2 separate regions of the Homo sapiens genome follow, and region 1 is linked to region 2. Evidence: read pairs that join two places in POLR2A ChIA-PET (ENCODE). Cell type or tissue: Panc1. All regions are shown on one strand. Links, peaks and the distances in the headings refer to the core of each region. The heading gives the core; the rest is flanking DNA.

What was found. ChIA-PET counts read pairs that join two places held together with the same protein. Peaks named below come from ENCODE experiments on the same cell type or tissue, not always from the same donor. Only the 100,000 strongest peaks of a DNase experiment are listed, where the experiment ranks them.
Region 1: POLR2A ChIA-PET joins it to region 2 with 7 read pairs; 2 of 35 experiments call an interaction of 5 or more read pairs at or near these places.

Annotation. Positions count from the first base shown.
Region 1 is chr7:116,498,114-116,514,561 of GRCh38, reverse strand. CAV2 (caveolin 2) reads right to left here and starts at 14,824. Exons shown (of 3, transcript NM_001233.5): 1 at 14,631-14,824; 2 at 14,115-14,302; 3 at 6,021-8,591. The coding sequence starts at 14,780. The coding sequence ends at 8,441. It overlaps CAV2-DT (CAV2 divergent transcript), which reads left to right and starts at 15,046. Exons shown (of 3, transcript NR_188012.1): 1 at 15,046-15,208. RefSeq lists enhancers at 2,319-2,368, 2,379-2,758, 15,122-15,261, 15,308-15,809 and silencers at 12,773-13,067, 14,852-14,941. In Panc1, for the core only: no CTCF peak of the experiment used is centred there; no DNase peak of the experiment used is centred there; H3K4me3 peaks cover 815 bases; H3K27ac peaks cover 3,915 bases.
Region 2 is chr7:116,653,579-116,670,026 of GRCh38, reverse strand. It overlaps COMETT (cytosolic oncogenic antisense to MET transcript), which reads left to right. Exons shown (of 5, transcript NR_165033.1): 2 at 5,986-6,288. Among named protein-coding and RNA genes, the nearest start is that of MET, 10 kb to the left of the region's middle. In Panc1, for the core only: no CTCF peak of the experiment used is centred there; no DNase peak of the experiment used is centred there.

The DNA of each region.
Region 1 (16,448 bases), core at 7,955-11,954, 160 kb after region 2:
AGTTTTTTGTGTTTGTGTGTGCCTAGTCAAATAAGATTGTTGCTTAGGATAACCCCACATAGGATTTCTTTTCCTCAGAAAAAAAAAAAAATAGTCTTTGTTTTTTTTTTTTTTTTTTTTGAGACGGAGTCTCGCTCTGTCACCCAGGCTGGAGTGCAGTGGCGCGATCTTGGCTCACTGCAAGCTCCGCCTCCTGGGTTCACGCCATTCTCCTGCCTCAGCCTTCCGAGTAGCTGGGACTACAGGCGCCTGCCACCACGCCCGGCTAATTTCTTTTTGTATTTTTAGTACAGACGGGGTTTCACGGTTTTGGCCAGGAAGGTCTCGATCTCCTGACCTCGTGATCCGCCCACCTCGGCCTCCCAAAGTGCTGGGATTACAGGCTTGAGCCACCGTGCCCGGCCAAAAAAATAGTTTTAATAAAAATCAGTTTACACAGTTATTTTTTTTCCTAGGACCCTTCAATCACTTCCAGGACAAATAATACCAACAATGCTGATACTTTTTTAGCAATCTAATTTTAAAAATTGTAATAATCATAGGATTTTCCTCGTCTAAATAAAATGTATATTAATGATTCAGTTGATTGCTCACTTGGTTATTCTATATGATAACAAATTATTTTTTGGTGTTTTATTTCCAGTGCTTTCATCATGCCCCTCACTCCACCCATCCCATCCCCTGCGTGGCCCCTGCACATACAACATGTGAAATTGATTGAATAGACAAGAAATTCTGTGGGGATCTTTTCATCTTGTTTATGTTACCTAACCCTGAATAATGTGTGCTATTCCTATGTCTGCCCCAAAAAGGCTACAGATAACTGGAGAGAAAGGGTTGGTTGCATCTTATGCTTCTTTTTATGTATTCTAGTGTCATGATTTCCCATTTTTTCAATCTAATTCTTGACTTTGATACTGATCAGTTTACCACTGTCACTTTGTGAGAAAATATGTAGAAACTGGGTGCGATGGTATGCACCTGAAGTCCTAGAAACTGGGGAGGCTGAAGAGGGAGGATCACTTGAACCTAGGAGATTGCACTACTGCACTCCAGCCTGGGTGATAGAACAAGACCCTGTCTCTAAAAAATAAAATAAATAAAATTTATAATGAGCAAATTATTCAATAGGAGAAAATAAATTCATATATGGTTTTCCCTGGGATCTCCAAGACAAAGTAACTGACAATAAAATTGGATAACATAAAAGGATGTACAAACTGACAAGAAATTTCCGACAAAATGAAGAAAATACAAAATAAGGATTCTGTCTAGAAAACAATATGTTTAGTCCAAACTGAAATTATTGCTGTAATTATTAATATTTTACATGTCAGGATGTTTAGCATTGAGAAGAAAAATCATCACTGGGCTTTTGATACATATTAGGGAAGTCTGTGTGAAGGAATAAAATGCTACAAAATTTACAAAAAATGAGAATAATGGCATTTGGGAACTATTTTTCTGACTTTAGCTGGAGTGTAAGGTCTAGAGCTCAGATCCTAAGGAGAAAGAAAGGGTGTGCCCTGAAAAGCGGCATACAGGGCTGGGGGAGGGGTTCAGGGATTAGATGGAGGCCGAGTGAGGAGGTTACATGAAGCCCAGGTGCTAGCTTGGGACAGCTCTTACAACTGAGGACATGAAACTGCCTCCATTGATGGGAGAATGGAAAAAAAGGTGCTTCTCAGAGTAGGAAAGGTGGATGAATGAAAAAAGAAGATTTTGGCTGGAAGCCATAAGAACAGCCATGGACACATTCTTTCAGGAAATAGAAAATCATCTCTACAGTGATTAGGAGTGTGGGCTCTGATGTCAGGCTCTCTTGGCTCACATCCTGACTGTGGTCTAGGGCAAATTCTTTAACTTCACAGCATCAGTTTCATTATCTGAAAAATGGGAATGACAGTAACATTCCCATCGTAGGGTTATTGTACTGATTAAGTAAATGCCCAGAAGATTATAAGTGCTCGACAAATCTAAATACTCCTGTTATTGTTTGTACTGAGATCAGAGGTCTCCCAGCCATATAATACATAAAGAATTTCAACCAGTTTCCTCCTCAGTAAAATAAGCGTGGTGGTTATTCCTCACCACTTGCCTCCCTGCGATGTGGAGTGTGCATCCCTGAAACTTTCCAAATGACTCCTTGTTTCACTGCCCTAGTTAGCTGAGACAGCAGTTGGCTGGAACCGATGTGCCAGTCAGTTAGAGAAACAGGTCCTGCATACTGCCCTTCTCTCCCCTTTTGTTACTGGTTGGTGCTCGGTGACAAGTGACTGGGAGGCAGGAAAGAAAAGAATGCTCCAAAGATGACCTGCTGCTCTCACCTCTTCCTGATCCATTTATGTCTGAGAGAAATATTTGCCCTTGGCTACGTGCTGTTTCCCACTCTGAGTCATGTCTCTTCCTTTCTCTCATCATCCTACACCCCTACCTTTTCCTATAAAGGCAAAATGATTTCTCCAGTCACACAGCTGAGCTGAATGACCTAATACGTCCAAGCACAGGCAGATAGGTGTCCCTGTCCTATTTTTGGTTAATTGTTGAAGTGGTGTCCTCTGATTTCTCTGACTGCAGCATGGTCTTTCTTTGCCGCAGACATGCCGCAACAGTCAACAGCACAGAGAGGCAAGGCGAAAGAAGACACAGATAGATGGTCACAAGTTACAGTTTCATTTTCATTTTCAGTTGCACGCTTCGGCATTGTCTTTAGGGCACATGGTTCCAGCAGAGCCCTCATGCCCACTCCTAGGGTCCTATTCATTCAGTAAGACAAAAGCAACTTTCCTTTGTGGATAAAAAGAAAAGTCTTTAGCTGACTTCAATTTCCTCCACTCCTGTTCAGATTCCATGCCCCTTTCACTAGGGATTTGGGTTGTCCAAAAGCGAAACTGGGAAGGCTGAAGGCCATGTGATTGGAGCCTCTTGTTTCCCTTTGTCACAGCTTTCTCTTTGGTGACATCTCTTTTAATCAGTGTATGGTGCTCTCATATTGTGCTCAGAGCTCTTATGCTTGGTTCCCATATGTAGTTTTCAACACTCCTTTCTCAGATCACTTGTTCACCTAAAGTAAATAGATGACTGCTAATAGATTGAAATGTTACCCCACTCAAGGGTGTGTTTCACTTAAAAAAGTATCAAGATGTCAAGTTCCAATGGCAGCATTTCAGGTACAATCCAAAGCAAGAAACTGGAGAGTGGGCACAGAAATGTCTTAAAAATTTAGCAAGGGGTGCTTTATTTTGCTCATTTTGCTATTTTGGGGTGAATAGGGAGAAGAAATTGGGATGGTTAAATTATAGTTGCCAAACTTATTTTTATTCCTAAAAAATATAAACTGACTATCTAGTATACCTGTATCCTTTACTCCTCCTCTGTCAACTTCTTCCCCTGTCTTCCCTGCACACATACACAACTTGAAGGGAAGAAGTGTACCAAATCCTGATTTGTGATAAATTACATTCATTGTGGTAATTTTTCTTTGCAGCTCTACTTACTATTTTTTTAAGTTTCTTAAAGTAACATGTAACCCTGTAAAAATTCTGTAAGCACTTGTTATCTTAAACAAACATTCTAAAATGATAAAGTTGCAAGCTAGAAAAACTAAGCTATTATTTGTTTGATTTCTCCATTATGTTATTTAATTTGTCCTGGGATTCAGATGAGACAATGTGTTTTCTAAAATGTAAAACCCAAAGAAACAATCTTTCAGTGTTATAAATTTCAAAGTGAGGAATAGAATAGTAGATGAAATAGCAACATTCTAGAAAGCATGAAAGTGTGTTTCCAGACAAGTTTCTAAATGCTAGGGCTTTCTACCCCTGAAGAATTAAAAGTAAATTTTAGATACGAGAATGGAGACTAAAGGCAGGCATTACCCCAATCGATAAAATATAAAATGGTTTATATACGTTTTTGTTTTCTCAACTTAATGATTCATGAGTGAGAAAATGGTGGGAAGGAAATTTTTATTAGAATCAGTACATTTCAAATCCCTTTTGTAAAGAAGAAATTATGAAGTTTTGTGCAATTCCCACTCTCAGTTCTGCAATTATCCCAAGCTTTCTCCAGTTATTTATTTACATAATCATTCATACAGAAAATATTGATGGAACTCATTAAGCACTGGGCACCATTTCAGAATCCCAGCAAACGTGAAGTGATGTTTTTGGTTCTCAAATACCTAACTAGCAGTCTAATGGTATTAGTTAACAGGGTTACTTTTACAACGTGACAGGTGATAATAGGAATTTGTACAACATTTTAGATGTAGACACAGAAGAGGCACTTAATGTGGAAGAGTTTTGGAAACAGATAAGAGTGAGGCAGGCATGAGAAGAAAAACAATGCTGGCATGGGTACACAGGAGTAGCACGGGTTGTTCAGTAAAGCTACAGAAGAGTTGCTAACGATGACAACGGGTTGATGGCGAAGGCCTTGCATATGCTGCTCAAGAACTTGGAATATTATTCTCAGGGCAATCACATACAATTGATAGTTTTAAGCAAGGAAATGACAGGGTAGTCTTGGTATAATCACGTTTTTTTTAAGAGAAAAATGGATTGGTGATCATATTGAAGGCAGGAAGTGAGGTCAGTTAGGAGGCTGTGGCAAATAGCCAGGCAAAAGAGAAAGATGGCAGTGATTATGGGGCATAGCAGTGATTTTGACAGAAAATCTTAAAATGAAATAGAGTCATTCCTCGGTACCCTTGAGGGATTGGTTCTAGAATTCCCCTGCAGATATAAAAATCCTTGCATACTTAAATCCCGTCATCCCTGCAGAACCCAAGGAGGTGAAAAGTCAGCCCTCCTTGTCTGAGGGTTTTGCATCTTGCAATACTCTATTTTGGATCCAGTTTGATGGTGGATGAGGAACCTGTGGATACGGAAGGCTAACTGTATTTACTGAAAAAAAATCTGAGTATAAGTGGACTGAGCAGTTCAACCCCATGTTGTTAAAGGTTCAATCGCAAATTCTAATTAAGATATAATTTTTTTCAGAAATTCATAATAATAAAGACTTAGCATTGATAAAAATCTTAGGATCTCTGTTTTAATGAATTGAGGCCAAATACAGTCTCACAATCAATAGAAGGGTGAAAAGTACATGCATTAATTATTGTATTTATAGCACACCTATCCTGTAATTGATTGAAAATTCACTGATTTAAAAAAATATTTTTGGACTGGACAGCTAGGTTGGTTTTCATATACATAGCCAAGTTTTCATCCTGCTGAAGTCACAGAAAACAATGAGATAGGAAGCTCCTGAGAGACCATTTAGTTCAATTCTTTCATTAACGATAAGAAAACTGAGAACCCAAGATTAAACCCTTTGCATGAAGGGATACACCTCAATAACGGCAATGCTGAGACTGGAATCCAGTTGCCTGACTTCTAGGGCAGGGCTTTTTTCACTACACTCCAACAACTTTCCAAGAGAGGCATCAAAATAAATTAATGGGATGTGGATGACTATCAAAAAGATGAATTTTTAAAAGTTCCTGAAAACTATAAAGAACATTTTAAAAAGCCAAGCACCTGCTTTATTATTATAGGTTGGTCGTTTTTCCAGATGAACTGACAAGAAAATGTATGCCAACATCAGCAACTACTCTTCACATACTCACTTTCCAAAAATAATTTTGGACTCTAGTCTAGCTTCATGGTACAGGTATCCAAGTGCCTGTGATTTATATTGTTACTTTCTTATTTTAAAAATTGGAAACAAATTTCAGTTTATTTAGGATTAGCAAGAAGAGACTATAAAAAAGAAGAAGTATGGTGGGTGTGTGAACAGGCTATTTTATACTATTCATCAAATGATAGAACATTTATATGGAACCTCTTTAAGTGCTGGAAAACAAAGAATTCAACTACTAATGTAATAATTTTTAAAAATACATTCCCAAATAAGCAATAACTAATGTATTTATTATCTATTTTGAGTTTTTAATAAGGTAAAAATAAGTATGAAAGATTCCATATTTACTGTAATAAAAGCAATACACACATTTGTAGGCTTTTAGAAAATTTATTATGAATTCCGAGAAGTCTGCTCATCATATACCTCCCCCAGCCCCAAATAAAACAAACAACATGTTTGTACATAAAGCCTGGATTTACTTGGTACAAAATTTGAGTCTTTGAAAAAAATAGTTAATGGAAAATCTCAATAAAAATTCATTTTGAAAGTAACCAGTACTGTTCAGAAATAAGGAAGTCATGTTACTTGAGAAGTCAAACAGTTTTATTACAGAACTATGTGTATATATTTTGGGTTTAAAACTTGCCAATAGCTGTTTGAAAGGATAGCTCATAATTTATTCAAATAGATATTTTATTAATCAAATGTTTTTGGTTTATCAACATAACCAAATGTATAAAAAATGTTTTTAAATACAAGACATAACTATAAAGTCATGAGGCTGATTGACCTTTTAAACTAACATAATAAAATCTATATGGTCAAAATGAGTGGTGATGCTTTAAGGTAATGATTATGCGTCCCATCTAAGGATGCTGCAATGGCCTAGGGCAGTTTTGAAATGTCTCTTTGCAACTACCTTCAAAAGGATATGAGCTTCATAATTTAATCATTCATTTGATTTGGTCCCCAATATTATTCCAGTTCAATCATCATTTATATTCACCAGTCCTGGCGATTTTGAAAAATCTTATTAATCTTATTTGTCACTTATTAGCGTATTCAAAGGAATGTCAATTGAGGTTCTGATGGTAATTCTGAAATTTAAGCATTTACACACTTTTAAGATGTGTAAATTTTAGTAACTACTCACATTATAGACTTGTTTTTGGTATATGTCTATCATTTTGAAATAATGAGATTTTTCTTTTTTCTTTTTTTCTTTTTTTCTTTTTTTTTTTGAGACAGACTCTTGCTCTGTTGCCAGGCGGGAGTGCAGTGGCATGATTTTGGCTCACTGCAACCTCTGCCTCCCAGGTTCAAGCAATTCTCCTGCCTCAGCCTCCCAGGTAGCTGGGACTACAGGTGCATGCCACCATGCCCAACTAATTTTTTTGTATTTTTAGTAGAGACGGGGTATCACCATGTTGGCCAGGATGGTCTTGATCTCCTGACCTCATGATCCACCCGCCTTGGCCTCCCAAAGTGCTGGGATTACAGGGGTGAGCCACCATGCCCGGCCCAGAAATAATGAGATTTTTCAAAGCAACAGTGATTCATCACACTGAAATAGGACTCTACAGTTCAAAATGACAAGAATAACTTTATCCTGTGTTACATACCAATATTAGAGAAATCTTAAAAGTTTGTAGCTGTTAGTTTTTAGTTTATGCATGTAGTTCAGTAGCCCAAGTTGACAACTCCCCTGTCTCTCTACATGAATCACTGTAGTTGAAATTGTACTAAAGTATCAGAAGTAACATTTACTGTAAAATGTTAAATAGCACCAATATTACTTGAAAGTAAAGTGAGACATTAATAGGAATGCTGACACAGATTTAATTTCTAACTACTAGAGAGAAAGCATCTCCTAGACAAAATACTATTTAGATATGAATTATTTTAAGATCACAGCCAGAAAAATGTCATAAAACATTTTAGATTTTGCTTGGAAAAGTTAGAAAAGAAAGCTTTGTGTATCGCTCTTTTATCTTTTATTTCCAAAGAAGATGTACAAATGCTTACATAATCAGAACAGTGCAATCTTACCAATGAAGTTTACCTTGTGGGAGCTACATTTACTTATTTCATATATTAGTTCAACAACATAAATATAATAAAAATGCTTTTAAGCAATCTGATTAGAGCAACATTTATATTAACTACAAAATATACAGTAAAATGAAACATCTTGTTAAATAGGCCTGTAGGAAAACAATATTTTAAAGGAATACATTTTCATGAATCTACTTTCATATTTATTTGTTTTATTGTATCTTATAGTTACTATAATCGTTGTGTGCTTTTGTTACTGCAATTTCCAGGATCATTGTATATTCTCAGTATGCCAGTGACTATATATGTAAAGGTAATTTAAAAAGTATTACTCCCAGAGTAAAAACAGACAAACAAATAAGAAATCTCATTTTTAATGGGAAGTTGTGCATAAAACTATTGTAGTATTTTTATAGAAATGTCCCTTAATCATTATAAGTTCATCATTATAAAATGTATACTATTGTACTAAAGCAAAACTGTCTGCCTTTAAATCTAAGTGGTGTCAACTTACTGTATAATTCTGGTTACAAAGTTAGATATGAAATCTTTGGCTATTAATTAGAAAAGCATTATTTGAAAAGACCTGTCAATAAACATTTCTAAATGTGGTTGCTCATCTTAATAGTTTTCTTAATTAGAACAGCTAGGAAATGAACAGAACAGTGGTGCTTTTATGTTATAATAACAAAGAAGTATTACAGTATCCCAATCTCCAGACCTGGGGTCCAAGTATTCAATCCTGGCTCAGTTGCAGGCTGACAGAAGAGAAGCATCGTCCTACGCTCGTACACAATGGAGCAATGATAACATCTGTCACACTCTTCCATATTGTCTGCACTGAAGGCAGAACCATTAGGCAGGTCTTTACAAAAGGCATTAAAATCCTGGAAGGAAGGAAGAGAGATGTGTGAGGATTGTTGCTGTTACCAAATAAGGTCTGTCTTGTACATGTATGAAAAGATAAAATACTGACCCATTTACTTAAATTTGGTTGAGAGTTTGAAACAAATAAATGAACAATGATCACTGATAATGATTTGGGTTTTTTGTCCCCCTGACTCTCATTTTGAAATGTAGTCCCCAGTGTTGGAGGTGGGGCCGAGTGGGGATAATTGGATCACAGCGGGTAGATCCCTCATGAATGTCTTAGTGCCTGCCACCCTCTTGGTAACGTGAGTTCTCACTCAGTTAGTTTGCTTGAGATCTGATTAACTAAAAGAGTCTGGGACCTCCACATTCTCTCTCTTGCTCCCTTTCTTGCCATGTGACGTGCCTGCTCCTCCTTCTCCTTCCACTATAAGTGGAAGCTTCCTGAGGTCCTTGCCTAAAGTAGATGCTGGCACTGTGCTTCCTGTACAGCCCGCAGAACTGTGAGCAAAAATAAACCTCTTTTCTTTATAAATAACCTAGTCTCAGGTATTCCTTCATAGTAATGCAAATGGACTAAAGTGATAAGATGCACAAAAAATATGTTGCCTAAAAATATAGTCATGTAGATAATAAACACTAATATTCTTTCTACTGGTGGCATGCTATCTGAAACAGTAAAACAAAAATAAATAAAACCATGTCTTTATCTACCTGGTCTCTGCCAGTTAACATTAACCTGCTTAAGTCTTCACACTTCCCTGAGGGTTTACTTCCTGATAGCCTTTCCTGCTGCCTCAGTCTTCTTCCCTTTTCCTGGACCAGGCTAGATCGGATATTCCCTCATTGTATTTCTAAAGTACTGAAACAAACTTCTTAATTTTCACATGTATCAAAAGGTATTATAAATAGATGCTGTATTTCTGTCTTTCCTACTAGCGTTTAAGTTTTTTTAAACAGTGAGGACATCCTTGACCCTTAGTAAATGGTTGAGCTAACATAAATTTATCATTCTTTTATGCCTTATGTTATTAACTATGTTTTATATTTTTTAATTTTTTCACAGTAATCACACACACTGAAAAGGGCTGTATGGTATAGTTGAAAGAACCCTGCAAATGATGTTAGAACTTTTACACAAGAAAACTAGTCTATCCTGAAATTGTTATTTTTCATACACTTGTTCCTAACATAGCTGCATATCCTTATAGTCCTCAGGATGGTTAATTTTATATGTAATTTTCTAAATAATGTTCTCTGTTGTAGTAATGTCCTCTGAGCACAAAAGTAGTTGTGAGATTTTCAGGCACTGCTGGTAGCCTCAATGGAAGCTTTATTATTACCTGGGTGGGCATAAGGGAGTAGGCTGATTTTCTTGGTTTGCTATTAAAATATGACTTAAATGAGGGTCTGCTGTACTTAGCCCAAAATGAAGGAAATATTAGGCAGCTTTCTGATTGATTGATATATTTTTAGAATATAGAATTATTCACATTGACTGTCTCCACAAATTGTGTTTTATTTCAAGTGCTAAATACATGAAACACTTTTATATAATAAGAAAATTAATTACTAAGTGTTTCAGAGATAAATAGCTGAATAGAAACCTCAATGATGGCAACTTTAGACTTATTATTCTATTATATTTCTCACTTGATATGTGGTCTTGGGCATGTTGCTACAAATTAAAGTGACACCAGGAGATCTCTCAGAACTGGCTATGAGGATTGACATTTATTATGTACCCCTGAAATGCCTGTATGATGCTGTCATTATAATGTATAATAAATAGACCTATTTTGAAGGCAGAATATATAATGAAAATAACTATAACAAGATGACCTCAAATTGGCCTATTAAAAGGCTGAAGTTTAGATCAGAAAGTTTCCTAACCAAATCCACTTCACTTAGAATTCCTTCCTTCTTTCTTTCTTTCTCTTTCTTTCTTTTTCTTTCTCTTTCTTTCTTTCTTTCCTTTCTTTTCTTTTTTCTTTCTTCTTTTCTTTCTTTCTTTCCTTCTTTCTCTTTTTCTTTCTGTCTTCCTCCCTCCCTCCCTCCCTCCCTTCCTTCCTTCCTCCCTCCCTCCCTCCCTCCCTCCCTCTCTTTCTTTCTCTCTTTCTTCTCCCCTCCCCTCCTCTTCCCTTCCCTTCCTTCTTTCTTTTCAGGTTCTCACTCTATTGCCCAGGCTGGAGAGCAGTGAAGTGATCTCGGCTCACTGCAACCTTCGCCTCCCGGGTTCGAGTGATTCTCCTGCCTCAGCCTCCCTGAGTAGCTGGGATCATGGGCACTTGCTACTATGCTTGGCTAATTTTTGTATTTTTAGTAGAGACAGAGTTTCACCATGTTGGCCAGGCTGTTCTTGAACTCCTGACCTCAAGTGATCTGCCCAGCTTGGCCTCCCAAAGTGCTGGGATTACAGGCGAGAGCCACTGCTCCCAGCCAGAATACAATGTACTTTCTATTCTTCCTTAGGCTAACAAATTTTCTATCTCCGTGACTCCTTAGATCTCCATGTCCTAAAAGGGAATTTAGCACATGTCAAAAGTGAATCTTCTTGTTCAGCAAAGCAGTTACCCACATTCGAGGAGTTCAGTTTATAGGGTGTTGTTAACTCATTTGGATTTTATTTTTGTTTACTTGTGTTCCCTCATTTTGGAGCAGAGAATCTAATGATCCTCCGACATCAAACTTAAGTTGGGTTCTCAACATCACAAATAGTTTAGCTTCTGAAACTCCAGGCAGTTCTGATTGACCCAAAATTTGGTTGAGGCTGAATGTGGCCAATACTTCTTAAGTAAATCTTATAATATATATATATTATATATATTAATATATGTAAGGTTATATATTCCTTGGATAATATATATCCTTGGATAATAAGGCCATAGGATAGAGACTTTTATTTAGTGTTGTAGTAATTGTAGAGTCATGCAGACTGCATTCATAGCAATTTACTGTATGAAAACTGTCTTCTAGAAATGAGATTGCTACTATCGCATTTCCATCAGTTGGGCATTTGTTTGCTTTGCATTCCAGCAAAAATAAGGGATATGGGTGCTCCAGCCACATTTCTTTGGTTATGATCCACTTATGACCAATAACCTGTGCTTAACAAACAGCAGCTATCTCTGTCTGACTGTAGTATGGAATCCAACTAATTCACTGATTCCTAATGGCCCGTACTTCTGGTCTAGGATCCAACACCACCAGACTTCTGTGTTTTATTGTTGTTGATTGTTTGTTTAAAGGATCTAAAATCTGACCTGTTTTAATATTGTGACATGGTTCAAAGTTCCACTACTGCATATTTTCCTAGCTTTGGTCACCACTAACTTTTTGGTAAAAACAATACACAAGCCCCTGCTTTAAAAAATATATATAAAAAGAAAACAAAACAAAAAAAGCTTGCCCAAATGGGTTTGCAATTCTGTAAGGTCTGTCCTTGATCTGGTCTTATCATGTCATGGGAATGCAATCTATTAATGATAAACCTATTTTATCAAGGCATAGCTAACTTTTAAGCATTCTTGTTTGAAATTACTCCTCTACTTGCAATCACAGCTGCCTGGTGACAAATGTTTTACAGTTAAATATTAATGCCCCACATAAATATAGTTAAAAAAACAAGCTGAAGTTAAATAATATTAAATAATACATTTTATGTGGCTAAAAAAAGGTGCATTGATGATTCACCAATTGAAGCACTATACAAAAACACCTCCCATTCTCAGAAGAGCCAGCTGGAGAGAGGCATTGCTTGGTTAATTGTAGTTTTACTTATATCTTTCCACCACTTAGTAAATGAGAAACTTTTTTTTTTCAAATTCTTTCACAAAAGCTTTGGGAAGCCTAGCTTTGTTGACTATAAATATGGTACTTCACATTTCCAAATAGCTTCATAGTCAGCATTTCACAATATGCTATGCGGTCACTCAGTTTTTCACAGTTTTGAAAGTGAGAAAACTGACATAGAGGTTAGATGATTAGTTTTAGTTAATTGGGAATCCCAAATCTTATGTGCCAACTCAGGGATCTTAAAAAAAATTCAAGTGCAAATGTCAGAATATAACTATCCATTTGACCTTCATGAAGCTGATCATGTACTAAGGCAACATTTTCATTTCCCTGGCAATCTTGGCACCTTCAACATAGTTTAATTGTTTACAACCTTTAGTGATAAAATTAAATTGGTGTTCTTTGTGTATCCTTTACGTATTTGGTGAATTTTCATTTATCCTTTCAAAGTCTTTTTCGACTCCTTTCACTCTTCAAAGCCTTGTCTGTTCCTCCCTCTTTGTCAGTTGACTGTGTTTTCTCAGCGTCCATCTCTGTACCTAGCCAGCTGCCCTGATAAGGCTGTGAGTAAGCTGAAGGCAGACCCTATCTCTCATTCATCCTGGCCCAGTGCCCAGCACAAACTAAGCACTCAATCAATTTAAAGTTTGTTGAACTAACTAGCTAGCTAACTGACTAAATAAATTAAGATTCAGGTGGTATAGAGAAATAAAGGATAAATTGGTAACTTCTAACAATGAACACCGAGTATTTATCAGGGTGTGGCAATATCATAAAAGGTGTAAGAAAGACACGGAGGTACCTTGGGTTATACCTTTCACCAGGACTAACCTGAAGCACTAGCGTGACAACTGTTGTGATACTGGGGATGATCTGAATATTCTTCCTCTCAGATTAAAGTGGATATTTTCTAACACAACAACATTTATTGGTAAAATATGACATTTTCCATAAAAAATTTAAAAGATGCTTAAGAAAGTTCTCTACAGTTTAGGACACATTTTGAGTATGAATAGAGTTACTCAAAATATCCTATCAATATACAGTGGGCTTCCATATTTCTTTCCCCTTTAATTATATGCCACTTCCATTTGTGTTTCATCAGTGAAAAAGTAATTTGGAGGCCTTCTCATTCATTATCCCGCAGCTGGAGTTTTCATTCGTTTGTACTGGGGGGGACCCTCGCCTTAACTGCACACACCTCCCTTTCCTCTGGGTCCCATCCTTGCCATCTGCCAGGGGCAAAGTTGAAGCAGCCCCTCCACACTACTGCTTAACCAGGTCTGACATCCTCATCCAATTCTACTGTCAGCGGCATTCTGCTCAGAGATCACTTTTGTTTTACCCCAAGCACAGGCAGTGACTGAATAAAAGGCAATGAAAGAAAGAAGAGTCCTGCCCAGAACCGCAGGTACGAGTCACAACAGGGCCCCGAGAGCAGCCTGTGGTAAGAAGTGTGGCTTCCAGGTACCCGCCTCCACACTCAGCCCAGCCTTATGTATGCAAGGAAAATCACACCCCAGGAAAGACCGACATTCTTTCTCCTGTTGAAACTCCAAGCCCAAACTGTTATTCTAAAGGAAGCGCATTGCCTTTCAAGGCCTTCCAGTTCTTCCTACTGCTTGGGAACTGATGCGCGTTCCTCCTCCTGACGCCGGCCTGGGATAAGAGGAGAGTAGGGGGCAGGTGGCGGAGAATATGCCCATGTTTCAGAAAGCCGGTCCACCCGGTGTGCCCCGTCTCACCAGATGTGCAGACAGCTGAGGGTGGCAAAGAGAATTCCCGCAATGAAGGCCAGGGGAATGGCCAGGAACACCGTCAGGAACTTGTACATTACGTATTTGCTGATTTCAAAGAGGGCATGGCTGCAGATCCACACTTTGTCAAAGGAGTGCGTAGTCACCGGCTCTGCGATCACATCCTCGAAGCCCAGCTGAGGAGACAGGACGCAGGGACCCCGAACTGTCAGCCAACCTGACGCCCCGGGAACCGGGAGCGCTTTGGGCGGGGGAAGCAGGAGGGAAGGACGTGCCAGGGCGTCCGCCTCTTCTCTTAGGGTCACGGTGGGCGCACAGGAACCTGGCTAAGAATTCCTGGCTACGCGGGCGGCCTGGTGACGGGTGGGACCGGGGAAGGGTGCGGGTCTCAGACCCTGCGGGGCCGACCCGGTAGCAATGGTGGGACGGGTTAGGGCGGGGCTGAGGGGCGCCCGCACCTCCCGGCCTCAGCGGGGACTTGGGCCCGCCCGCCCCGGGCTTCACCTTGAGATGCGAGTTGAGCCGGTGGGGATCCCGGTCCTGGTCCGAGTCCGCGAACTTCTCGGGGTCGGCGTACTCGAGGCCGCTGTGGTGGCTGTAGGAGTCGTCGTCCATGAAGAGCTGTACGTCCGCCTTCTCCGTCTCCAGCCCCATCGCAGCCTTGGTGCGCGGCCGCTGCAGCCCGGCTGGCGCGGTGCGGCTCCCGGTCCGCGCGGCCTCCCCTTCCCGTAGCGCCCGGCCCCGCCCCCCCTCGCCTCGCCTAGCCCTGCGAGGCCCGGGCGGCGGCCGCTTCCCGCTGTGGGCTCCAGCTCCCAGCCCGGCCGTCCCGAGCCCCGCCCCGGCGCCCCGCCGCCCCTCCCCGCCCACCTCCCCCGCCGGGGCGCAGGGAACCGTCCCCACGAGTCACAGCCCGGGCCCTGCAGTGGGCGGCGACGCCGGCAGCTGGGACGAGGAGGGCCTCCTGGTCACCCTTCTGGGGGCCCGTACTGTCATGCCTCAGAGCTGGCAAGTCGTCCCAGGGAAGACAACGGCCTTCCTGGAGGGAGGGAACCTTGTGGTTAGGCGCATGGGGTGCGAAGCAGGTATGTGCTCACCTCCGGCTGTGTTTGCCTTGCGTGCTGCGGCTCATGGTGCTGGTATTGAGCCTCTGGGAACCTCAGCTGCCTCGTTGGCAAAATGGGGGCTGTGGCATCTGTTTCAGGGGTGTCCGTGAGAATTAAATGTTAATTTCACATAAAATTCTAACACACATGGCCCATGGCCCGTAACACACAGTGATAAACTTCCAATCAACGTTGTTGCTGCTGTCGTGAGAGGTAAGGAGCCACAATGTACCTGAGTGCTAGGTACCTGAGTGCTAGGTGACCTGCAAGTGCATGTGGAGTTGGGTAGGCGAACGCCCTGGCCCTAGAGTTTGTGCCTTCAGATCTGAGGTGTGAGGGGAGATCTGATTTTTTTTTTTTTTTTTTTTTTACTTCCTAAACTACACCGTGTGTGTGTGTGTGTGTGTGTTTGTGTGTGTGTGGCAGAGTTTCGCTCTTGTTGCCCAGGCTGGAGTGCAATGGCACGATCTCGGCTCATCGCAACCTCTGCCTCCCGGGTTCAAGCGATTCTCCTGCCTCAGCCTCCCGAGTAGCTGGGATTACAGGCATGCACCACCACGCCTGGCTAATTTTGTATTTTTAGCAGAGACGGGGTTTCCCCATGTTGGTCAGGCTGGTTTCGAACTCCCAACCTCAGGTGATCCGCCCGCCTCGGCCTCCCAAAGTGCTGGGATTGCAGGCGTGAGCCACCGCGCCCGACCTCCACCTTTTAATTTTCTTGTGAACCAGACTGTCTTGAAAGATTCAGGAACTTCTAAGATGCAGTCACATCTGTGATTATCTTGCAGGCAGCACGGAAACAGAACCCTAACACAAAGCCACATTGCAATGGATGAATTAGCCTGCTGACCACTCACGCAAAGGTTTTCAGAAGGGAGGAGTTTGCATGTTCATAAAGGGCTTTAGGGTCTGGTAGACATATACGTGTGTTTGGGGAGGAAGGGCACTTAGTGAAAATTTGCCAAAAGCAAAACAATGAGAACTAGGCTTGAGGTGCAGGTTGCTCAGAGCTCAAAGTAGGCATGTAGTAGGTATTGCTGGATACAGTGTATTTGGAGCTTGTTGAACATATCAAATCCCCTTATGTGAACTGGATTTGAAGAATTGCTTCTTCCGAAAGAAAAAAGATCATTTTTGAAACAGTAAAAATTACAGAAATAAAAAAGAACAGGAACTGAATGAGAAAAATGTTTGGGGGTGGGAGGCAAAGTTCAATATT
Region 2 (16,448 bases), core at 4,976-8,975:
CACTGTATGATGAAGTTCTGTTGGTATTTTCTTAACCAAACCAAATCTCTTGTGGTCCACACTGTTGGCTGGCTAAGCCAGCATCTGTTCCCAACGAGATTTTCCTGTTCCTGCCTCCACTCTTGGGGCTTGAAAAGAGAAATATTTGCTTTCCCAGACTCCTTTGCAGCTAGACATGGCCATGTGATGTCATTCTGGTAATGAGGTATAAGTTGAAGTCTGATGGGGCCTTGTGGGAAAGGGTTTAAGGCTGGTGCCACCCCTTTTCCTTTCTTGCTTCTTGATTTCATATATGATGCCCAGTGAAGAACTAACCATCTTGTGACCAGCATGCAGAAGTTGGTGCTGACATTGCTGAGGTACAGCCCTACTGCCAGTAGACACCTGCTTCCAGATTTCTTGTTTTGTGGAAAAAAAACAAAAACAAAACTTGTTCTAGACACTGGTAGCTGGGACTTCTGTCACCTGCAGCTGAAAGCAATTAAAACTGATAGACCCCTCAAATTGGGAACAACATCTCCAAGACTGAGTTGAGCATAATAGTTAAGAGTTTTAGAACCAAACAACCTGGATTTCAATCCCAGCTATGTCTCTTGCTAGCTGTGTAGCTACAGGCCAGTGGATTAAACTCTCTCGTGTCTCATCTGTGAAATGGGGATCATGATAGGGTTATTGTGAGGATAAAATGAGGAGCTACAAGTAGAGCACATGGAACAGTGTCTGGTAAAATATAAATGATCCAAAGGCATAAGCAGGTCTTATCCATCCACCTGTGGATAACATAATGTTGAACTACAAACAGGATCCCATCTCTTAACTTTGAGATGGGTCTAGTGATAGCTGTGACAAAGAGACAGAGGAACAGCCACCTCCTGCTCTAATATGCTCTATCTTTTTTTCCCTCCCTTTAACACATTAAAATTTGGGTCTTTGAAGGCACTCTTGAAGTTGGTGCTGTTTTTGAAATAAAAATGAAAGCAGTCTCCTAAGAATAGGGGCTTCATGCTTGCAATGTATGGTGAATAGGGCCCACAGACATATACAGGTGCACAGAATGTTTTTAAAAGTGTGAATTGAGGTAGAAAGACCATATGATCTGCTGTTTGCCATTGACCTACCATCTTCTCTTGGGTTGTGTCTGGCCCACCTCTGATCTTGATTTCACTTTCTCCTGTAGGCATTAGGATCTGTGATCCCTGCCTTAAAGAGTAGTTACTCTGGAACTCCTTCTTTCACTCTGTTTTTCCCTTCCTCCTGCCCCATCACCCCTATTATTGTGCCTATGGCAAATGTCTCTACAAAAAGACAATAGAAGAATTCAGGTAATGTCACCTAATGTCATTTCTGAGCACAGATAAAATTTGGAAATGTAGGACTCCTATTACCTTTTTAGAGCTATGTCATGTATGTTCGAATGTTGAAGGTTTTGAAAATTCATGTGATAAAACAAAACAGCAAAACCGAACCAAAAACCAAAAAAACCCTTCTTAACTTTGCTTACCCTACCATCTCCCCAATTTAATTGACCACAAAATGCTTTGATTTTTCTTAATATCTTCAGTGTCAATTTTCTATAAAATTAGTTTTATAGATTATACATTTTAGGAAACTTCGCGTTAAAAATGGAACTGCCAGCTACAGAGGGTTAAAACTGGGCACTTTGGATATGAACTGCTTTTATGTTGATTTGTATTGGTCATTTATGTGTGGCTGGGCTGTCTAAAAATAAATATGCAATGTTAAGTTATCTAAAAATATGACTGAGCATACTTAATATTGAGGACAAGAACAAGACTGCTAGGCTACAAGCTAAAGTATCACAATGTTAATTAGAAGACCTAGGAAATTGTAGGCAGAAAAATTAAGAAAAAATTACCGTCTCCAACAGGGTGCTGCAATTTTGTTAGTGATTTGGTTCATTTTCACATCCAGCTTATGACCTCTCTCCTAAAATCAGGCAAAGGTATAATGTATTTAGCTGTCACTTATTAAATGTGTACCATGTATTCATCATGAGTCTGGAGCTCTGCTTACATCCTCATTAAAAGAACTCCAGAATAGGTATCACCCTTCTCGGTTTACATTGAGGGAAATGAGGCTCAGAGAGATCATGTAACCTATCCAAAGTCACACAGCTGTCTTAAGTCTGTGTCTTTCCAGAATGACTGCACTTCCATTATAATTATTTATTTATTTATTTTAATTGAGATGGAGTCTTGCTTTGTGGCCCAGACTGGAGTGCGAAGGTGTGATCTCAGCTCACTGCAACCTCTGCCTCCCAGGTTCAGGTGATTCTCCTGCCTCAGCCTCCTGAGTAGCTAGGATTACGGGCTCCCGCCACCATGCTAGTTTTTGTATTTTTATTAGAGACGGGGTTTCACCATGTTGGCCAGGGTGGTCTTGAACTCCTGATCTGAAGTGATCCACCCACCTCAACCTCCCAAAGTGCTGGGATTACAGGTGTGAGCCACTGTGCCCGGCCTCTGTTATAATTATTTTAAATTGTCTCCGGTTCTGTAGTGAATGATGCAGTCGTTTAACTGGGAGCAGTAGACCTATTTTTTTTAAGCTTTTATTTTAGGCTTAGGGTTACATGTGCAGGTTTGTTATACAGGTAAACTCGTGTCATGGGGGTTTGTTGTACAGATTATTCCATCACCCAGCTATTAAGCCTAGTACCCAAAAGTTTTTTTTTTTTTTGAGAAGTAGAACTTAAGGCACTCTTTCATTTTCCTTCTCTGTCTGCAAAGTCAGCCACAACCTAAGGCATGGCCACTTCTCTGCTGGCTTGATCATTGGGGACTGATGTTGCAGTGCAGGCCAAAGGTGCTATGCTGTCCATCTGTAGAACACTGCACAGGTCGGAGCCAGGGTCCTAGGCAGTCAAGCTGGCCTAAGTGGTGGGCTGTAGGTGCCTAGGACTCAGACCTGTGGGATGTGAAGAGGGACTGGAATGTTCCTTCTCTAGTGCCTCTGTTTTCTCAATTTCTGATCTCTCCTTTGGGAACCTAGGGAATGTGAGAAATAAAGGAAAAACCAGATGACAGGCAGTGAGAAGTCCTAAGAGAGGATATTTTGGAGAATCTCTGTCCTCTTGGAAGATGAGAAATTAAGGCCAAGACTTCCAAAAAGTCCTGGAAGGCTGCTTCCATAACTCTTTGACCTATCGATGCCTCTATCTCCAAAGTCATGTTCATTTATTTTTCTTTTCTTTCTCTGTCTTTTACCTTCTGGTAAATTTTGGGAAAGAAAATTTTCATTTTTATGCAGCATACTATAGCATCATTTCCAAATGAACTTATCCAGTCCATCTGTTAATTTAAACTTTGACACTAAAATAACCTATCTTGGAAAATAATGTGCCAAGAAAAATAAAGTGATTTTTTTTCATCGATCAGCATTTCATTAAGGATGGAGTTTAAAAATGTGTCTGTGAGTGTGTGAGTTTGTGTAATTACTGCAATTCTAGGTTTTATGGCTAACTTGATGTGTGCTTTGGTATTTAACCCCTGTGGATCAGTTTCTCCAGCTATGAAAACAGTTCCAAAGTCTGGTGAAAATAATTAAAAAATATTAAGTATCAACCAAAATTTTACTGAAGCCAGTCCATTTAAAGCCAATATACCAAACAATTTACTAATTGTAGTGTATGTAAGGGGACATTATATTAGAAAGTACTTCAGTGTGTGGTTCTTATTAACTACTGCCTTGTCCAAATATGATTAAGTACTTTATTCTATTCCAATAGGAATGATTTAATAATCAACTTAGGCATCTTTTATTTGGTGAGTCCAAAAGTAAATTAGACCATTTAAAAATGGCTACAAAATTTAACAGTTTAAGAGGGAATATATAGGTCTTATGGCATTGAAAAGGGATAGAATGTTTGGAGAGTTTGATTAGAATCAATGTAACTATTATACATGACTAACATATTTAGAAATATGATTAAGATAGTTGTATTAAAATGCTTTCCAATAATTTTGCACTGGCCAGGGTTTGAGCTTTCTTTCTTTCTTTTTTTTTTTTTTTTTACATCATTAGAGCCTAAACATAATTACTATTAAACTATGTCCAAAACATGTAGAAGAAATAGCAATAACTCTGGGTTAACCTTGGTTAGCTGATGAAGAGTTATTAAAAAAAAAAAAAAAAGAACACAGACAAACTCTGACCAGCCAAGGGTCGCACTCAGAAAGTTGGCAGTGATGCAAACTGCTTAGGACTTTCAGTTTGTTGACTTATTAGAAACATTCCTGCCTTTACTTACAAAATCCAGTGAAATTCAACCAAACTATTCCCGAGAGGCAATTGCAAACTAACCTCTAGAAAAAAGCTGTCAGACCTGATAAAATCATCTGCAAACTTTCATGCTTATGTTGAAGGAACTTTCAAGGAGTGTATAACCTGAATTAGAAAAGACATCTTTTTAAAGCTTTCCCTGAAGTGTCTGGTCCATCTGTTGTGGGCTGAGCTCCCTGTGTTGGAGCTGTTATCAGGTTCTGTCAGCTCTCCTATTGCTACTGTTAACAAATGGATTTGTCTCCCCAAAGTTAAGAACAACCAGATGTTTCCTTTGTTGTTCTGTATTCCAATGGCAGGTCAAAAATATGTTTAAACATCACTGGTGAAATTGAGATTTAGAAATAATCTTATTAATCTGATCAATGAGGTCATATGATTTAGGGCCATTTCAAGATTTAAACTGAATTTCATTATTTGGCCATGTACATGTATTGGATTACCCCCAAATTAATTTTTTTTTTGGTAAATGTAAACCTATGTTTTATGGGAATCATAATTTGTATGGAAGCAGCTATAAATATGGAATAAAATATTTAAACATGTCAGATCTTGTGATTCATCAATTAATTTCTTAACCAAATGTTTATTGAGCCCCTACCATGCACCTGGGAAGTGTTAGTGTCTGGGACTACAAAGATGAATGAGATGTGGTCCTTAACATTGAGGAGCTCACAACTAGCACAGAAGACAGACATGTAAATCAGCAGACCTGGTACAGCATGGCACATGCTATCCACTGTTAGGAGAATGTTATGGACTGACTTTGGGGATTGGGAGAAGGTGAGGAAACAAGGAGGACACCACAAAGAAGGTCATGTTTGAGTCAAATCCTATGGGATGAGAAGGAGTTTGTCAGGCAACTGTATTTGCAAGGGGAGGAAGGCACACAGACTCCTGTGTTGACATAATCCTATAATCAGGGTTTTACAAATAGTTTAAAATAGTTGGGGCACAGTGCATTTGGGATTAGGACAGGAGAGGGGCTAAAAATGTAGGTGGGGGTCAGAATATATATGAGGGGTCTTTCATATCACACCAAGAAAGATGTATATGATAGGTGATACGGAGTCACTAAAATAATTTAAGTAAAATAAGCAGAATTTTACATTTTAGAAAGATTCATGTGGTTTAATGGAAGGTTTGGAGCAGGGCGAGATTGGAGGCAGGGTGGCAAGAGAGAGGAGCACTTCATTAATGCGGGAAAGCAAAGAGGAAAGCTTGATAGAAGGCAGAGACTGCTGGGACACAGGGCAGTGAGGAAGGTCAGATGGACACTTAGGGTGTGGAATACACAGGATCACTTAGAGGTAGTGGTAACTGAGCAGTACTCAGAAAGATTGCTTTTTGTATACACGGAAAGAAATGTCATGATGTACACCATAAATATATATACCATTTTTATTTGTTAGTTATGCATTAATAAAGCTGAGGGATAAAAGATTGCTTTTTGTTTGTTTTATTTATTTGTTTTTGTTTAATGGAAGCCTGGGACACTATGATGCATTCATTTTGTACTTGTTGCATTTGAGGTGAGATATTTACTTGCGCCTGCCTACAATGAGCTGCTGGTGATCTGGCGGTTAAGTCAAAATACCAATCAATGTGCCAGATTGTTCTATTGTCTACTTGGTTATGTTTGGGACTATGTTTTTCAGACTCTCCCTTTCTACATAATTTCAGATTGGAGTTGGTCCAAAGGGAAGTTGTGAGTTCTGGGAGGCAGAAGGAAAGCAGCTGCCATGTTCTGAAGGTTATCAGCACCTGTTGGTGATAGAAACAGACACAGAGGTGTTAGCAGGTTCCTGTTTGTCCTCGCACCCCCCTCCCTCCTGATGGTGACCTTGTCCCAGGTCTTCTACCAGGCCTTCTACCAGATGCTTTGCTGAGAATTCACAGAGGCCGTAGACCTGAAGAACCAACAACCTTCCATAGGCTTTGAGGTCCCACTCCGGCAGCAGGACGTGCTGGCTCCCAGGAATCACTGTAAGTTCTGAGTCGTCTGTGGCTTTTCTCTACCGTTTTAACTCCACTTTTCAGAATTTTACCTTCCCTGCTCTTCCCACAATTGTGCAAGTTCCAATTCCTATAATAAATTTCTACTTCCATATCATGCATAGTGGTTTTTCTTCCCTGGTCGAATCTTTTTAAAGTGACAGCCAAAGTGTATTTTTAAACAAAATCCCTTAAACACATATTTTATACCCAAAACCTTCATTACTTGAAATTGTTTTGATTTTGACAGTCTGATTTTTTCCCTGACTTTCGGATAGTGATCACTAGTGCGGAATGATGATCTTAATATGTCCACACATGAGCAATTATCAGGAGAGCTAAAAAAAAAAAAAAACCTCAAGAAAATTCAACATTAGGTTCTTATGCTGTTGAAAGAAGTTGTGTGTGTGTATGAATGTTTTAATATATTCCAGTGTTCTAGAACTATCTAGGCTAGAGAGCCAGGCATGAAAGATTGCAGATGCCTCAGAGATAGGGAAGGAGGACCAGGGCAGACAGTGGCAGGAAAAGAGGTTTCCTCCTGCTGGCAGATGGTGTCCTTCTAGGGGAGGAGTGCATAGACTCTTGTAGAAAGAGCGGCTGTGGAACAGAGGTCCTGATGCTACTGGCTCAATGACGATCCCTCCGTAACCAAATCAAACATGGAACTGAGTAGGGGATACTGCCCAGACCCTAGAATAAGCGATTGGGTTGCTCATCTGGGTCCACTCCCACTCTGGAGAGAGGGTGGAGTTTAAGTCCAAGGCTGGTAATGAAAAGGTGTCAAACTTGTTGTTGGTATTAGGAAATGAGATTTGACCTAGAAAGGTGTGTGCTCTGGTGGTTCTTTCTTGTTTTTGTTTTGCTTTTTGCCTGCCTTCCAAAACCAGTGAAGGAGAAGCTGGGTGTTTCCTAGCCCAAGAAGAGAGGCAGTGTTGCAGCTTTGCAGGCAAAGGCAAAGGCATCGGCCTTGTCAGTCTCTTCCGTGGAGATGGCCTTCCTTCTTAAATATTTGCATGGCACACCCTGATTCCTCCTTCAGGGTCCAAGCCTAACCCTGGAAAGCTTCCACCACTGGTCCTCTCCCTGGGGAGGCTGACAGGTTGCCTCATCTGTTTTCCCACTGGCACTTCATATTCCTAATTTAGCCTATCTCACAGTGTATTACAATTAGCCATTTAAGTGGCAGCATAATCCAATAGTATATTAATTTGTGAAGTTTTTTTTTTCTCACTTCTACTTCGTGGATCAGAAAGCAGAAGGCAAAGAAAATGAGAAGCGCTGTCACTGAAGGCAGGGTGAAGTAGGAGGTCTCCCATCTCCTTTGGAGTATTGGGTATTCGGAAGGGACTGCCGTGCTGCAGATGCAAGCTGACCCAGCTCCGCATTTGCGTGGTTAGGCAGGGCACCAGAAATTACACCCTTTCAATCAGTTTGCCTGTAAACCTTGATATCTATGTATACACAAAGTTTTTGAAATTCATAAGCAAGTCTAGAAATTGGACTGTGTCCTCTGCAGACACTCTGCAGGCATATCAGGACCTGGAGGCTGTGCTCAGGGAGGAGAGCCTTCATGTGCATGGCTTGTAGATTTGCTCAGCCTCCCACTGGTTAGTTTTCTGAGGTAAACCCCCTTTATGGGCCTGATGACCCCCTGACCTTTGCTGGGTAATTAATAATCTTCTCCTTCTCCTGGGAGACAAATAGGATTAACAAACTGTGACAGTGTCTGTTATTCTTAAGGAAGTCACACTTAGCTCAGTGTCTCCTCCCAAAGGGTATATTATATATCTTACACAAAAGCAAAGTCATGCAAAATGTGCAAAATTCTTGTGACAAGTTTCTTTGTCCAGATAACATGCTCTCTAGCTGTTTTCTACTAGACAATTTAAAGGTATTCACCATTTAGTTTCTCAAATGAGGCAAGAAAATTGGGATTGGATACATCCATTAAACCTGTCGCAGATGAGGTAAAGCATGTGATTGGAGGATGCCGGTAAACCTATCTCACGGGTCTGAGGGAGGAGAGTTGTTGCCTGGATGTCACCCAGGACTTAAGTATACCTCTCCCCTTGGAGGGTTTGCTGATCATTCTCAGGGCCTTTGGCTCTAGGAGAGGGACCATCCCTTTTGCCACCCTGAGACCAAGTCAGCCATGCCTGCTAGGGCTCTTGGACTGCCCAGGCAGACAAGACTTCACATCAGCCTGTGATTGCCCTTTGGGATTCTGCAATTACTTTCTCATAATGAAAAGAAGCTAAACAAGCCTGACCTAAGAAGGATCCCTAATTTTCACAGTACTCTAAAACATGTAGCAAGGGCTTGGTTTTTGAAGGGCAGCATAATCTTTCTGGAGGAATGTTTATACTTAATGGCTGCGAAATCATATGGTCATTCCAGGTACAGGGAACAGCAAGTGCAAAGGCCTTGAGACAGGACCATGTCTGGCATCTTTGAGGATCATAAAAGAGGCCAGCATGGACAAAGAAAATAAGTGAGGGAACCAGTTTCAAATATATTTGTCATAATTATTCTAAATAAGTCAGGAGGTCTTTATTTAGTAAATGATCTTTGATAAGAGAAGTAGAAAAAAACATCATGGTAAATTCAATAATTTTTCTTTCTTGCTCTGAAAATTACCTATTTTAGCTCTAGCTCTGAAAATTTGCTAGTTAACTTACTAGGTAACTTCTGGCAAGTTACTTAACCTGTGGGCTTTTATTTCCTGCATGTAAAATGAATAATTTGGCACATGTAATATTTCATACCATATTTGGCTTTAAAAGCTGATCTTGCATTGGGTTATCTTAATACTAATTAGTACTTCCATTAGAAGGCTTGGGTCAGAGGAAGTCAAACTTAAATCAGTAAATACTGGTGCTCCTTCAACGTCTCTAGAAGGGTTGGTTAGAAGAGACTCATACCTCTAATGTTCATCTATAGATCCTAAAGTTCTTCCATGTTTATTATACTCATAGAGAAAAAGATCACAGGCTTTACCCAGGTAATGTGGTTCCCATTTGACAAAAATAAGTGAGGTTTTAATATAGCTGTGGTCATCTCAAGTGAATAATTAATACAACTTTTGGAGCTTTTAATGTACAATTATATGGCATAGCTTACCAAAAGTTGAATGAGCACTCTTAGCAATAAAGAGTTTATGGAACAACTTCTTAAAAATCATTCAACTTCAAATATACTACAGGGCTATAATAATCAAAATGGCATGGTACTTGTACAAAAACAGACACATAGACAAAGAGGACAGAATAGAGAGACCAGAAATAATGCCACACACCTACAATCATCTGATCTTCGACAAAGATGACAAAAACAAGTAATGGGGAAAAGGAGTCCCTATTCAATAAATGGTGCTGGGATAACTGGCTAGCCATATGCAGAAGATTGAAACTGAATCCCTTCCTTAAACCTTATACAAAAATTAACTCAAGATGGATTAGACTTAAATGTAAAACCTAAAACTATAAAAACCCAGGAAGATAACCTGGGAAATACCATTCTGGACATAGGAACCGGCAAAGATTTCATGGCAAAGATGCCAAAAGCAATTGCTACAAAAACAAAACATGACAAATGGTATCTAATTTAACTAAAAAGCTTCTGCACAGCAAAAGAAACTATCAACAGAGTAAATAGACAACCTATCAAATGAGATAAAATATTTGCAAACTATACTTTTGACAGAGGTCTAATGTCCAGAATATATAAGGAATTAAACAAATTTACAAGCAAAAGAAGAAAAAAACCCAACAATTCCATTAAAAAGTGGGTAAAGGACATGAACAGACACTCTTCAAAAGAAGACATACATGCAGCCCACGTGTGAAAAACTTTCAGCACCATTAATTATTAGAGAAATGGAAATCAAAACCACAATGAGATATCATCTCAGACCAGTCAGAATGGCTATTACTAAAGAATAAAAAAATAACAGATGCTGGCAAGGTTGCAGAGAAAAGAGAACACTTATACACTGCTGGCAGAAGTGTAAGTTCAGCCATTGTGGAAAGCAGTGTGGTGATTCCTCAAAGAACTTAAAACAGAATTATCATTTGACCTGGAAATCCCATTATTGGGTATAAACCCAAAGGACAATAAATTATTTTACCATAAAGACACATGCATGCATATGTTCATTGCAGCACTATTCACAATTACAAAAATATGCAATCAAACTACATGCCCATAAATGGTAGACAGTATAAAGAAAATATGATATATATAACACCATGGAATACTATGCAGCCATAAAAAAGAATGAGATCATGTCCTTTGCAGCAACATGGATGGAGGTGGAGACCATTATCTTTAACAAACTAACACAGGAACAGAAAACCAAATACTGCATGTTCTCACTTCTAAGTGGGAGCTAAATAGCAAGAACACATGGACAGAAAGAGGAGAACAGACACTGGGGCCTACTTGAGGGTGGAGGGTAGGAGGAGGGACTGGATCACAAGAAATACCTATTGAGTACTAGGCTTATTACCTGGGTGATGAAATAATCTGTACACCAAATTCCATGACACTAGTTTACCTATATAACAAACCTGCACATGTACCCCTGAACCTAAAATAAAAGTTAAAAGAAGAAATAGAATAAAATCCACTCTCAGGAGTTTGTGTCCAACACCTCTGATGGATATGTTGCAAGCTGAAACAAAGAATAGCATTTACCTTAACTTATTATCTTTCCATTCTTATCTTCTATTACTTGGCACTCTGCTTTCTACCTATGCTACTCAGTGTGTTTTAGACTTTTATGTGTCCTCTGCCTTTTCTTTCTGTTACTTGGAATTCTTCCACTACTACCCCCAACTCCCACGTAACCAGACTTTAGTTGTCAAAATCATACCCATACATCAAGATCCATACCAAATATTTCCTTACTCATGTAACTTTTCCTGATTCTCCCAAGAAACTCAATCTTCTTCTTTAAAACTCATAACATGCTATTTGTTCTTTTTCAGCTATGCCTATTTTATTCTCTTGGAAATATACCACCCCCCTTCTTTTTTTTACATTGCAAGCTTCTTGAGGGCAGGAACCACATCTTGCTCATTTTCATACCTCCTACTATAGGAGGTATGAAACAGCTAAAAACAGTAGCTGTTTTTAAAATGAATTTCATATAATAAATCTGTAGACAAAGGTCCGTAGTCTTATTAAAAAACAAACAAAACCTTTCTAATGTATATAGGAAAATGCATATATGCATTTTTCTTTAAAATACTTGCAATACTGGATGAAGCTATTTTCCACATTATCATAGATGACTATCATCCTTTCTATTTCATCTGTATTATTAGCAAAGAGACTTGCCACATTTATCACATTTTGATGACCAGAATTATTTTCTTTGTGTAAGTCATTAAAGTTAAATTTGATATTCCTTTGGAAAAGTCCTCCCACTGGACCCTCTACAACCAAACAACATAACCCAGAAGGTTAGGCTATTAGCTTTGAAATGGCTTTGATTAGCTAGCTGGCTTACAATCCTCTCTAATGTTTTGAGCATGTCAGTCCACAAGAAAGGGTGAGCCAGGTGGAAGGAAGGCACAGTTTTTCTCTTTATGAGCCTTGCCGGGATAAATGTCCTAGGAGAAATTTTCCAAAAATTTATTTTAAGTTTCTTGTGATTTTAAAAAACCAGAAGTTTTAAAAGAGTTTTTAGAATGTTGTCCTATATTAATTGCCCTTATTAAAGGGGTATAAAATGTCTATTTAAGAAGATTTTTGGAAAGATTACAGATGAAAGTCTGAGCTAAAAGTCATTGGTTCATATTTCATTACTCCTTATGCTGGTTGTCATCAGTAAACCTTACACTGGACACTTGTCCATTCCTATGAAAATAACACTCTTGCCTTTATTTCTATTTTTTAGCTTCCATTAAACCAAGGCTTAGACCTCAGTCTTTTTTAGACAAAGATCAGATTACCAGAATAAATGTAATGTTAGCAGCTAAATTGAGTTTATCTGCCTCTATAAGAGGCCACGGTTATATCTCCTGGTTTATTTGGAAAATTCCTTTGAACATATGAAATGCATATAATGAATTTCTCCAATTAATAACAGCAATGTAAAAAACCTTGGGATTTTAGATATTGTTGATATGTTTCATATTATATAAAAAAGTTAGCTGTTTGAATAGTTCATTCACATCAATTGTGTATCTTACCATCATCTTTATTATTTATTCATCACAATAACTCCAAGTTAGGTTCAGAAAATACACACAATATACATTAATATATAATTTCATTATTTTCTTCAAAGAAATCTGATATGTGCTTTCCTTTCCTGACACGTGGATTGAATAACTTTTTTTAAGCAGCTGCTTTTTTCATATTTAATCTTGAAACAAACTGCATCAAGCTTGGTGTTAAAAGTCTATCTGATGAAAATCTTTCCAATTTTATTATTATCTTTAGATTTATAGCTAGATGACACATCAGTCATTTGTAAGTTGAAGTAGCATTTCAAAATAAGGCTTTCTTTTTGTTTTAGTAAAATGGCTTTCCTTGTATTGAACATAGGATAATAATAATTTAGCAGTCTAAAAGCAGCTAAATACTCAGTTTTCAGATTAACATTGAATTTCTGGTACTGCCTGTTTGATGTTTTTATATAGCTGAAACCAAGGAAGCTCCATATTGCTCCACCGTAATGTTCATCTGGCTTCCTGCCATGTAAATGGATGTATTAATACTCAGTTCTTGAGAGTATTGTGAAGTTCAGTTAATTAACGTTTATAAAAGCTTCTTGAGATTTTCTGCTGAAAGATGTTACATGAGTTAAAGTTGAGTAAAAAGCAAACATGTAGAGCACTCTAGAAATTGTTGCTTGCAAAAGATAAAATTGCCCTGACTATCTATTTGCCATTTCTGAATCAATGACTTCTGGTTTCTTTAATTTATTACAGTGTTTTATGGCTAGTACCTAATGATGACTTAAAGGTGTTATCTCTTTTCATAGTGCAGAAGCCTTTAGGAAATTTTGATCAGAGAGGTTTACGTAAAGGATTTGTCTAGTGCTTATTCAGGCAGAACGTTCAAATCAAGGGTCTCGTAAAAGTAAAATATTAGTTGGAAGATTCACTGTTGCTCCCAAGTGAGTTCATCTTGCAGTGGACACTCTAGTTGTTCTCTAGCATCTAATGTCCATTTCTGTCTTATAGCAATAGAATGTCTAATTTTTTGCTGGGCACATGGCCATTCTGAAAAAGTCTACATTGTCCACCTTCCTTGCAGTTGAGTGTGGTCTGTGGTAACTGAGTTCTGATCAATAGGATTCAAGCAGAATTGGTTTGCGAAACTTCTAGGCCTCATCCTTAAAGGGAGGCTATGCCCTTCTTTCATCCTACTGCTTTGAAGGTAGATGTGGTGACAAGCCACCTTAAATATATTGGTAGGAAAAACAACCTGAGGATGGAGGAGCAACCAGACAAAAGGAGTTGAGTTCCCGAACAACTCACAGAACAGAGCTGCCATACCAGCCCTGTATTGCTTACCTGTGAAAGTGTTTAAGACACTATTATTTTGAATCTTGGTTATATACCACTGACTCTATCCTAACTTATGCCTATCAACAGGAAAAAAAGAAGCAATTCAGTTTTCAGATTTAATATCAAATTGCTCACTCATGGACCAAGTCTAATTGAAAATCAACCATAAATTTTATTTATGTGCTGGGTACATTAAAAAGTTTTGATTTAGGGGTGTAACTCCTCAGGCAGAAATGGATAAAGAAAAATTTCTTTAGTTGCATTTCAAACAGTCTAGAGAGCTCTAGTTTGAAATGACTTTGTCCTCTGAAAGCCCTAAAACTTTATAAAAATAGTAAAAATGCAGAAAAATATTTTGACTAAAATTATAAAATTTTAATATATTAGACAGATAAAGCATCCTGACCGACCATTGTACTCTGCCCTACTCTAACTCATTCCTGTCCTTATCAGCTGAATGTCTTAGTGGCAGTAACTGATTTCTTTAAATGATAAGACCCAACAGAGCTAACAGTACATGTTTGTTTTTGTTTTTAAAGGTGACCACTATTCTAAATTCCTTATGTGTTCAGAATTTATTCAGAGCTCAGGAAGGTGATACTACTGTAACAGATGCTCTTCAGGTATAGTTTTCATTTGCTTATTAAATATTTTTTGGTTTTATGTAAGTGGAGAATATACCTTTTACAATTTTTTGGTCAAGGATTTACATCAATGGTTCTATGCATGCAGCTAGACAAACTACAAAGTCAAACATGAATAATAAATACATTGCTGGCTTATTGCACCAAATAAAGAAAAGTTGCATGTTCGTGATGATACTTAAATTCTTCACAATTTGTGACCACTAGAAATTAATCTATTTATAAAGCATTAAGGCATTATTAATTTCTTCTACTGAAAGTAATTACTTTGGTTATCTATTGCTGTGTATCAAACCCTCTCAAAACTTAATGGCTTGAAACCATAATAATTATTTATTTCCTCACAAATCTGAAATTTGGGCAGTTTTAAGAGGGGGCAGCTCATTTCTGCTCCAAAAGACATCAGCTAGTTCAGCTCAACGAGGCTGGAGGATCTACTTCTAAAATGGCTCACTACAGTGGCTGTGAGTTGGTGCTAGCTCTGAGCTGGGATATAAACTAGTGGCTTTTGTTTATTTCCCACAATGCACTGGAGCTTCTTCCCAACATGGCAGCTAATTTCCAAGAATATATATTTGAAAAGACAGAAACAGGAAGCTGCCAGTCTTTTAAGACCTGGGCCTGAAAACTGGCACAACACCATTTCTGCCATGTTCTGTTGGTCAAGCAGTGGCAGACCTCACCTAGATCCAAGAAAAGAGGACATAAAACTCACCTTTTGATGAGAACAGTGTCAAAAATTTGTGTCTATCTTTAATCCACTTCAGTATTACACATTTTCCAACTAATATTGAAGACATAATAACAGAAAGAAAAGTAGTTAGAAAAATGAGCAGTAGCAGTCACTCTTCTTACGATTAAGTGATAGAACACCCCCCAAAAGAAGTAATAGAATGGTTTGATGATTGTTTTAGAAATATTTGAAAACTTCTATTCCTGCGGTTCTCACCTTTTTGGACTCATGGCATCCAGTTTAGTAGCAATTTTTTTTTTGACAGTATATATCAGACACTGGTTGCCTATCCAGTATTCACTCTCTCCTTCTTTCTTACTGGGAGAGCTTTGAAGTTATTTATATCAGCAATGTGCATAGGAAAAAATTCTCACGTCCCTGCATTCCTTTGCATCTAAGGATTGCCATAGGACACAGTTTTGGGCAATTCATCTTGTAAACAGAAATCATTAGGTACAGATTCTAGGAAAACACTTTAAGAGGACAAACTCAGGTGTGTTGTTGTTCTTCATTCTTCCTCTGTCGTCTTGTCTGGATTTCTAATGTGGTGTCTATGGTGCAGCAGTCTTGTGATTAACAAGTGATCACAAGGAAGAAAGCAACATGTCCAGAATCAATATGAGGAAAGGTAGAAGGCTGGGTTCTTGATGGTCTTGTGGAATTGTCATAGCAGTCTTATACTGTCTATTCTAGATTTCTTGAAACATGATAATCCTGTATGTGGTTAAACTACAGGAATTTGGTTTCTGTTGCATAAAGTCAAATTAAGTTTTTAACTGAATTACTGTTCTAAAAAAGCAATAATTATAATCATGACCAGAGATTAAATATATATTATAGTAGTTGTAAGAGCATCTGCAGATTCTCCTCTGTTCACTATGTTTCTATAAGAATAGAGCTGGTACTTCTCTGACTGCCCTCTCTTCTATATTCATGAGGCAACGTTTTGGCATGTTCAGTAAGTGTGGGCTCTTTGTGCCAGCAGGATGTTACAACATGTTTCTTACCTCTACCTGTAGCATATTGAGTCCTGCTCTATAATGGGCAACGTGGTCCATTTAGCTCAACATTTTATCTAACAGACAGTACTACACATGGTTATACCAAAAATATATAAAAATAGAGTAGTTTACCAATGAAGTGCTTGCAGTGTATCAGTGATGGACCATTGTTATAACCCACGAAGTATGATTTTGACTAAGTTTTGAAAATATTTTATACTACATGGTTTTAACAGCTGCACCCAAG